Regions from separate parts of the Homo sapiens genome. Here region 1 is linked to region 2. A link is a contact called in ENCODE Hi-C or POLR2A ChIA-PET data. All regions are on one chromosome and are shown on one strand. Each heading gives the region's core, a stretch centred on a gene start or an enhancer-like site at or near the end of the contact. The rest is flanking DNA. Distances are from core to core; before and after follow the strand shown.

Region 1 (5,032 bases), core at 2,176-4,675, 330 kb after region 2:
CCCTCCCGCTGCCAAGCAGGAGACGGGATGCTGATGGTAAGAACACCTCCCTGCCAGTGCATTTTGGCGCTCAGGATGAGAGGCCTGCAGCACTGCTGTCCCCGCGCCTGGCTCTGGGGCCTTCCCTTCACCCCCACTCTCTCAGCACCATGGTGAGAAGAACCAAGTTTGCCTGTGAGGAGTTAGGTACAAGGCCCAAGCTCCACAAGAACACTGCTGTTAATGGGCAGAGCCAATGACGACACAGACCAGCAAAGCAGAACCGAGACTGTCCGCACTTGGTTCGGAAACAAATACTCACACCCTAGGTTATTGCTGGTAACGGAGACCTCCTTCCAGCTCCCACAGTCCTGCTTGGTAGATTTTCTACTTGTTGCTACAATCATCATCTTTGCTTTGGGTCTGTCACGTGAGGTTAGGGTTTCAGGAATAAAATGTTTAATAAATCACAAAATATTTTAGGCAGTATTTTGATGTACATTTTAATGTGTGGTATTTATGAAAGGGAAAGGGTTTTCTAATTATAATAAAGGCATAAATAGTGTAAATATTCAAGATTTTAGAAGCAGCTGATTTCAGAGAAATCACTGAAAGGTTAATGCTACTACAGTGATTTTTACAATATGCAATAATCCAAGTATACGACCAGGTATAGTGGCTCATGCCTGTAATCCCAGCACTTTGGGAGGCCAAGCTGGGAGGATCGCTTGAGGCCATGAGTTCGAGACCAGTGTGGACAACACAGCAAGACCCTATCTCCACAAAAACATTAAAAAATATTAGCCAGGTGTGGTGGTGTATGCCTGTAGTCCTAGCTTCTTGGCAGGCTAAGGTGGGAGGATCACTTGAGCCCAGGAGTTTGAGGCTGTGGGGAGCTGTGATCACACCGTGCCTCAATAATAATAGCAATCATCATCATCATCATCAAGTATAGAGTCCTGAAATTGAGAGCTCAAAACTCCCCCCTGCCCCTTCTCAGCTGTGTTACCCAGGCCTTGCTTCCTAACCTTTCGCCGTCATTATGCAAGTATAGAGTCCTGAAATTGAGCAGCTCAAAATTACTTTTCAGCTGTGTTACCTAGGGCTTGCTTCCTAACCTTTCTTAGCCTCAGTTGCCTCATCTATAAATGGAGAGTGCAATAGCACAGAAGGCTAATGTGAAGATTAAAGAAATATGATATATCATAAGGTGCCTGGCACAAAAATGGCAGTTTTTTTAAACTGTACGATCTTGCTATATATAAAGAACTGGTTGTCAGGTATGTTACTTAAAAATAGTGACACCACGCTGGACGCGGTGGCACACACCTGTAATCCTAGCACTTTAGGAGGCTGAGGCGGGTGGATCACCTGAGGTCAGGAGTTTGAGACCAGCCTGGCCAACATGGCAAAACCTCGTCTCTACTAAAATTACAAAAATTAGCCGGGCATGGTGGCGGGTGCTTGTAATCTCAGCTACTCAGGAGGCTGAGGCAGGAGAATTGCTTGAACCTGCGAGGCAGAGGTTACAGTGAGCTGAGATTGCGCCATTGCACTCCAGCCTGGGCAACAAGACCAAAACTCCGTCTCAAAAAAAAAAAATTGTGACACCAATAACCTAAAACTCAGTGCTACCGTTTTTTATTAGCACAAGGGTAACTGGTGTTGAAACTGTACAGACAGCTATTTTTATCATTTCTGAGATGAAACCCCAATCAACATATCAGGAAAAAAGGAAATACTGACCTCACCAAAGATTTCTGAAAGTCAAACGATATTAAACTCAAACATTATATATGTCTCTTTCCTTTTATGCAGGAATTAATGTGATAGATTTATGTTGAGAGTAGAATATGAAAACTTTTGCATAGTCTGTATTTAGGCCAAAACTGCCTTTACTACTCAAGAAAGTCCAATGGGCCAGTGAGGACACTGCAGGTGACAGAAATTTCTATGAGTGTAACACCTACAAGCACTGTGCTCACAGGACTGACTGTTACACCAAAAAGGTCTCTTGGAGGAGAAGAAATGCAATATGCAAAGAAGCTGTTGTCTCCAATTATTCAAGCCAAGGCTACAACAGTAGCCACAAATCTGCCAGTTATTTCCAATTAAGGCAGAACGATTGACTTAAAAAGCAATAGTTGTTTTTTTTCTCCACTGAGCTTTCAATTAGATAATGTCTATAACCTTTATAAAGCTGCAATTATACAGCCAAAAGAAAAAAAATTAATTGTGGTAAAACATACATAAAACTTACCACTTAAACCACTTTTAGGTGTGTAGTTCAGTGGCAGTAAGTACACTCACAATGTAATGCAGGCATCACCAAAATCCATCCCCAGGACTTTTTCATCTCTCCAAACTGAAACTCTGTCCCCATGAAACACCAACTTTCCATTCCCCCTTCCACCAGCCCTCAACAACCCCCATTCTATTTTCTGTCCCTATAAGTTTGACTCCTCTAGGTACCTTATTATATAAGTGGAATCACACAGTATTTGTCTTTTTTTGACTGGCTTACCTCCCTCAGCATAGTGTCCTCCAGGTTCATCCATGTAGTAGCAAGTGTCAGAATTTCGTTCTTTGTTCAGGCTAAAAAATGTTCCCTTGCATGCACAGACAACATTTTGCTTATCCATGTATCTGTTTTTGGACACTTAAATTGCCTCCACCCTTTTGGCTATTGTGAATAGTGCCGCTGTCAACGTGAGTGTAAAAACATTTCTTCTTGTACACCCTGTTTTAAATTCTTTTGGGTTATATACCCAGAAAAGAAAATGCTGGATCATATAACTGATTTGTTGAGGAACCGCAGTATTGTTCATCACATGGCTGCACCATTTTACATTCCCAACAGCAATATACAAGGGCTTCAATTTCTCTACATCTTCACCAACACTAATTTCTGGGGGTTTTGCTAGTAGCCATCCTAATGGGCGTGAAGTGGTATAAACAAAATTTAGATCCCATCATCTCCGAAAAGCAAATACACTTCCTAGTACTAGTCAGTACTAAATAGGTGCACAGCGTTTAGAACTTTACTTGATCCAACATAGCAGCCTGCCTAGAGCCGGAGCCCCGCCCACTCCGGAGTCCCGCCTGGACGCCGACGCAGCGAGGGCGCTATGGCTGGCGGCCTCGCCTCCTGGAAAGGCCATGGTCGCTGAGGCGACGAGCGAGGGCGGGGCAGCGCCGACGGGGACACTCATCCCGGGAGCCAGAGCCAGCACCGAGAGGGGACGGTCTACGCGGGTGCCGGCGGTTCCAGGACTGCGAAACCACGAGCCGAGTTTCGGTCGCCCATGGGAAAGCACCCGGCAGGGCGTGGCTTCGGGGCGGGGCGGGCAGAGGGCGGAGCAGGATGGAGAGGCGAGGTGGGCGGAGCAGAGGGCGTGGCTTCGGGGCAGAGTGGGCCGGGTACCGCGCTTGGTCTTAGCGCATGCGCACTCCCGGCAGCTACGCGACCTGTGACCATGGTGGCTGTGCTGGGCGGCCGGGGCGTGTTGCGCCTGCGGCTGCTTCTCTCAGCGCTGAAGCCCGGGATCCACGTCCCACGGGCCGGACCCGCGGCCGCGTTCGGGTAATGGCGGCCACCTCGCCCCGGGGATCCCCAGCATCGGCGCGCTCGAGGGGCGGCGGGAGGGGCGCGTGCCGACAGCAGGAGTTCCCGGCGCGCGGGCACGGGGCGTGGGCGCGGCCTGGCTGCCCTGTCGCCCTTTGTGCCGCGAGACCCCGATCCTGGGGGCCAGCCGCGCTTGGTGCTCGAGCCCCTCGATCGTGCATGCGCCTCGGTCAGCCTCAGTTCAAGGAGTCTGGAGCCGTGGAGGCTTGGGCTATAGAGTGCAGCCCCTTCAGTGTGCAGACCAGAGAGACCCAGGGAGATACATTTGCCTGTAGTATGGACTCACCCGTGACGGAGCACGGACTAGAATCCCAACGCCCTCATTAGTCCATTGCTCTGTCCAGAGTCCACACTAAGGGCATAAGGACAATAATCTCTTCTTTCTCTTATGTCAGAAATCAGCCTGAGCCTGAGTACCGCTAAGGCTTTAATCACGGGTCCCGAGAGCCCTAAGTCTTCTCTTTGCTTGCTGATCTCGTACCTTAATGTGCAAAAGAATCACGTTGGGAACTGAAAATTCAGAATCCTGGGCCTCACTCCCAGAGGATCTGATCTACATGTGTGGAGATGCCCAGGAATCTGCTTTATTCTCTTTTGTCCTCCCACCTGTCCCCCCATTTCAGGTAAAACAATAACAAAAAAACTGGATTAATTTCTGACCTTCTGTCTTGAAAATGGATACTCTTGGTCCCAAGAGATACTGGGCAGAAATGTGGATAGAGCGGCATGAAGCTTGTTTTACTTTATTCTCTACATACATCCCTACACACATGCAAACACACGTATACAACGAACGTACACAGTGCATGTGCGCAGTTGACTGTTGATGGGCTACTTTCATAAAGTCAGTACTAGATAGGTACACAGCGTTTAGAACTGTACTTGATCCAACATAGAAACTTTTAGTTTGAAAACTTGATTTAGAAGGAGAAAAGAGGGCAAATCTGACCAGCTTTTAAAATTTCATATTGCAATTGACTAGCTCCTTTAATTTTAGAATTATTATAAGATGGTCAGGGCTATTTTGATAGATGGAAAAACATGTTAATGGCTACAGCTGTATAAATTAACAGTGAAAATGATTATTTTTTCCAGTTTCCTGTCTGCAGAAAGGCATCGAAATAAGTTACTGTGATTGTACCAATATAGTTCTTTTTTTTTTTGAGACTGACTCTCGCTCTTTTGCCCATGCTGGAGTGCAGTGTTGTGATCTCGCTCACTGCAACCTCTGCCTCCCAGGTTTAAGCGATTCTCGTGGCCTCAGCCTCCCGAGTAGCTGGGATTACAGGTACCTGCCACCATGCCCGGCTAATTTTTGTGTTTTTAGTAGAGATGGGGTTTCACCATGTTGGCCAAGCTGATCTCGAACTCTTGACCTCAAATGATCCACCTGCCTCAGCCTCCCAAAGTGCTGGGATTACAGGCGTG
Region 2 (4,691 bases), core at 1,657-4,156:
CACGCCTGGCTAATTTTTTTGTATTTTAGTAAAGACAAGGTTTTACTGTCTTGCCCAGGCTGGTCTCGAACTCCTGAGCTCAGGCAATCCGCCTGCCTCAGCCTCCCAAAATGCTAGGATTACAGGCATGAGCCACTGTGCCTGGCCAATTTTGATTCTTTAAAAATAACATTTTTACAGGCCAGGCGTGGTGGCTCACACCTGTAATCCCAGCACTTTGGGAGGCCAAGGCAGGTGGATCACGAGGTCAGGAGATCGAGACCATCCTGGCTAACAAGGTGAAACCCCGTCTCTACTAAAAATACAAAAAATTAGCCGGGCGCGGTGGCGGGCGCCTGTAGTCCCAGCTACTCGGGAGGCTAAGGCAGGAGAATGGCGTGAACCCGGGAAGCGGAGCTTGCAGTGAGCCGAGATTGCGCCACTGCAGTCCGCAGTCCAGCCTGGGCGACAGAGCGAGACTCCGTCTCAAAAAAAAAAAAAAAAAAAAAATTTTTGTTGGGGGATGGAGTTACTTCCAAATAAGAAGTGTGCTTGTGATGTAACCGGAGGTGACATTAACTCCTCAACAAGCTTTTCCGTCATGACTCACTCCTGCCAGTTTCCCAAGGGACGGATCCCAGTGGTGGTCAAGGCACAGGTGTGAATTTATGCCAGGACGATATGTGAGCATCGTAACTCAAGCCAACAGATAAGTGATGAGGGCTTTTTGAGATCCATCATCCTATTAGACATGCGGCCCTGAACACAGTGTGTAACGCGGACACGGGGCCTGTGCTGGAGCACGCGGTGCTGGGGAGAGCCTGCAGCACACTTTCTGCTGTATCCAGCAGCGGGGCACTGAGCAGCCAACTTTCTGTAACTGTAAAATCAAGCTTGAAAGTTTGCAAATGCTTGTTTTTTGGTTTCAAAGAATCTTATTTTGTGAAAGCAGATTTTTAAAGTTTTTAAAGCAGATATTCACTGCCTGAATGAATACCTCTCACATACCACAGTGAGCATGACTGAAAGTTTACACCATTAGCTAAACCCTGGGAAAAACTAATGCAGTGAGTCAGAGTTTCTGGTGAGGGAGGCACATCTCTTGCCTGTTTACAGTAGTATTCAACAATTGGGGGCAGCCCTTCCATATGATGCCATTTAAATACCACAAGTTATGGGCCAGGTGCGGTGGCACACACCTGTAATCCCAGCACTTTGGGAGGCTGAGGCGGGCAGGTCACTTGAGATCAGGAGTTTGAGACCAGCCTGGGCAACATGGTGAAACGTCGTTTCTATTAAGTATATAAAAATTGGCTGGGTGTGGTGGCGCACACCTGTAATCTCAGCTACTCAGGAGCCTGAGGCAGGAGAATCGCTTGAACCTGGGAGGTGGAGGTTGCAGTGAGCCGAGATCGCGCCACTGCACTCCAGGCTAGGTGACAGAGTGAGACTCCATCTTAAAAAATAATAATAAATAAGTAAATAAATAAATATCACAAGTTATGTACTGATTCTGAAAAAGCAACATAACCACCAAACACAATTTATTCCTTATGTTCCAAGTGTATTTGGTAGTTTTGTTCACCCTCATAACAGCCAAACCTGAGTTTAAGAACAGTAAGAATAGTGACTTGCAGAGATTTGTTCCAATTGTTACAACAAGAATGGATGTTAACTCATCTTTTCCAGATACAAGTCATCAAACCTGGACAATGTTATCAATTAATTCCAAATGAGAGAACCGGCCTTTTGATACTGATGTTATATTAGAAAGGATGATTTTCCTATACTTTCATATAAATGCCATGGATCTCTTACTTTTTGATGAATTAACCTTTGTGTAGCGACTACAGTTTGAAAGCACTACTACACATTCATAGATGCAGTTCCAGGCAGTTTGAGCCCACAAAGGCATTTATAACTTAAGCAGAAACCAAACAGAAGTAAATATTTTTAATAGAGTTAACAAATCTTCATAAAAACCAATCATTTAAAACTAAATGTTTTGAAGCTCTAAAGCCAGTCAGGCTCCGGGGAGGATGCAGATGATCCCCTCAGGCCACTGAGAAACTTTTAATCAGGGATCACAAGTATTAGAGAGGTATAGGGGAGGTTCAGGGGACCAACACAAGGTGAGAAGCAATTCCCTGGCAAGGCCTGAGAGGCAAGGGGTGGGAGCAGGCAGGGAGCCCTGGGAGAGCAGGAGGTGGCCGGCAGCCTTCAGACAGGAACTGCGGCCCTGAGTGGAGGCAAAGAACTCAGCAGCTGCTGCACCTCTTGAGTAGGGAACCTGGGGGTAGGAGAAGGAAATGCATGGTCTGAATCCTCTCTCTCTTGCCCTCATCTCCTGCCAGTCCCTCCCACTAGCAGGACCAACCAGAAGTTTCCCTGGTTAAAAAGCCAGGCGAGAAGGGTGGAGAATACCCAGTGTGCACAGATCTCTGAAATGAGAACTACTACTGCTCTATTTTAGGAGAAACAAAATTCTTTCTGTGTGATTGTATACCTTGAGAGCCAAGAAGAAGAGTCCGAACAGCTAACAGTCCAGTAAAGTGGCCACATGGAAACAACCCATGAAAATCCATAGCTTCCGGGCCACTACTGTAATCAGAAAAGACACCAAGAAGAATATTCCATTCTCAGTAGCAACCTGGAAAGAAACTGAATTGTAACTGAGGAGTAGGACTTACATGAAGAAAACTACCACACTATACCCTACTATTGAAACACAAGAAAATGCGAACGAAAGTAGAGAGAAGCCGTTTTCCTCAAAGACGTCATCTCAAATTTATTTTTACATTCCCATCATGCTTGGCATGTAGAATGTGATCAGTACATATTTGTTGAATGACAAAATGAGGGGATAAATAAACTTTCCCTAAGATGTGTATGTAGACGTTTGAAAATAGAAGTCTGTCGCTGATGTTTCTGTCCACCAGGAGTCAGGCTTCAGCCAGGAAAGAGTGAGCCAGTGTCTGAGCTGTCTCTCACCAGGCCTTCCACCAGCTCCAGGTCACCAGGTTCAGGCCAAGACTGAGTTTCAGTATTTGTCGTTAACCTGGTAGATAAATAAACAGTTTTAAAGTAGAGCTTATGTATTTGTCTGATTGCAAAAGTAATACATGATCATTGCACATAGGTACAGGAGCAGATGCAAAAAAAAAAAAAAGCAGATAAAAGATAGTAAAAATCAACTTTAACATTTAATATTTTTTCTCAGTGATAACCACTGTAAACATTTTAGTGTATGTCCTTTGGGAATTTTTTCCAATGAGTGTGTGTGTGTGTGTGTGTGTGTGTGTGTGTATGTATGACTACACCATCTGTTTATAGCTTGCTGTTTCTCACCCCCTCACATGATTTCTTACATGCAGAATTAGTCTCTTAGCGTATGACTTTTCATGGTTGAGTTGGAGCCACCACCAGGGAGCTGCACCCTTCCGGTGGTGCACCCCACCAGCCGTGCCATCCACAGAGGGTAGGACACACCAGACACCTAGTAGCTGGATTTATTTATTATATTTTATTTTATTTTTGAGATGGAGTCTCACTCTGTCGCCCAGGCTAGAGTGCAGTGGTGCAATCTCGGCTCACTGCAACCTCTGCCTCCCAGATTCAAGCAGTTCTCCTGCCTCAGCCTCCCGAGTAGCTGGAATTACAGGCACCTGCCACCATGCCCAGCTCATTTTTGTATTTTTAGTAGAGACAGGGTTTCACCATGTTGGTCAGGCTGGTCTCGAACTCCTGACCTCAGGTGATTCACCCACCTCAGCCTCCCAAAGTGCTGGGATTACAGGCATGAGCCACCGTGCCCGGCCTAGAACTGGATTTAATAAGAGAAACAGAGAGCCTCACACCACTCTCCCCTCCTTCAGCACCCTGCCTCCAGGGTTCTTTCGGCTCGCTAGCCAACCACACTTGGTGAGGTGCGTGGGTCCAGGAGTCTGTCTGCTCGGGTTCAAATCCTATCTGAGCCACCTCACCCCGTGACCTTGGTCAAGGTTATTTTCTTTTCCCTCATCTTTAAAATGGGTATCAAAATATTACTTAATCACAATGGAGATTACATGATTCAAATCTGGCATTGCTCAAAGTCATGTCCGGCACACAGTCCATACATGCTGGGTATTGCCATGACTCATTCTCCCCACCCCAGTTCAAGCATCGCTTTCCTCTCAAAGCCTGCGCTGAGCCCTCAGGCTAAGCTTCCCAGCCCAGCGCTGTGCAGCCCCAGGTGCTATTGCTCACCTGGGCTCTGAGCCATTGTGGTGTTCCAGGGCCTTAGGTGGTTATGGACCGGGCACTGCTCTCTCCCTCTGGGCTCTCCCTGGACGCCAGCCTGCATCTCTTTCATTTTCTTCGCTCAGGGGACAGGCTGAACTTGGGGACTGCGGAGGCCTGCAGTCTTCCAAGCACACTTGCTGCTTCATTTTGGCTGGCAGCAGTAATTGCAAACATGTATTCCCTGCCTGCCATATGCTGGGCACCATGCAAAATGTTTTCCATATGTGATCTCAATTTCCAAAAAGACTATATAAGCCGGTGCTGTTAGTACGTCTATTTTACATGGAGAAAAGGCGCACACAACTTAAGATGGCAAAGTGACTTCCTGAGAGTCAGCAGGATGGAAACCCCCAGAGCCGGCCCTGCCCGGCCACCTTGCCAGTGGCTCCAGGTTCTTACATGCATCAGAATCACCTGGAGGACTCGCT

What was found. Hi-C counts contacts between places; a loop is a spot of excess contacts on that map. ChIA-PET counts read pairs that join two places held with the same protein, here RNA polymerase II (POLR2A). Pooled maps may share reads with other maps.
Region 1: a pooled map shows a loop between it and region 2 (5-fold over the local background). The contact joins the promoter of BPHL here to the enhancer-like site in region 2. A Hi-C loop is called at or near these places in 6 of 50 pooled maps. POLR2A ChIA-PET finds 5 or more read pairs at or near these places in 2 of 52 experiments (CD8-positive, alpha-beta memory T cell and HEK293).

What each region holds. Positions count from the first base shown.
Region 1 is chr6:3,115,286-3,120,317 of GRCh38, forward strand. It overlaps BPHL (biphenyl hydrolase like), which reads left to right and starts at 3,426. Exons shown (of 7, transcript NM_004332.4): 1 at 3,426-3,562. The coding sequence starts at 3,456. It overlaps LOC107986556 (a long non-coding RNA gene), which reads right to left and starts at 3,362. Exons shown (of 4, transcript XR_001743928.3): 1 at 2,504-3,362. RefSeq lists an enhancer at 2,660-3,295 and a silencer at 3,334-3,723.
Region 2 is chr6:2,788,450-2,793,140 of GRCh38, forward strand. LOC124901241 (a long non-coding RNA gene) reads right to left here. Exons shown (of 3, transcript XR_007059408.1): 3 at 2,742-3,037. Among named protein-coding and RNA genes, the nearest start is that of WRNIP1, 25 kb to the left of the region's middle. RefSeq lists an enhancer at 2,786-3,080 and a silencer at 2,786-3,080. Within about 2 kb of position 2,907, at least 19 of the 41 ENCODE cell types and tissues checked have a DNase peak (open chromatin) inside an H3K27ac peak, as active enhancers do.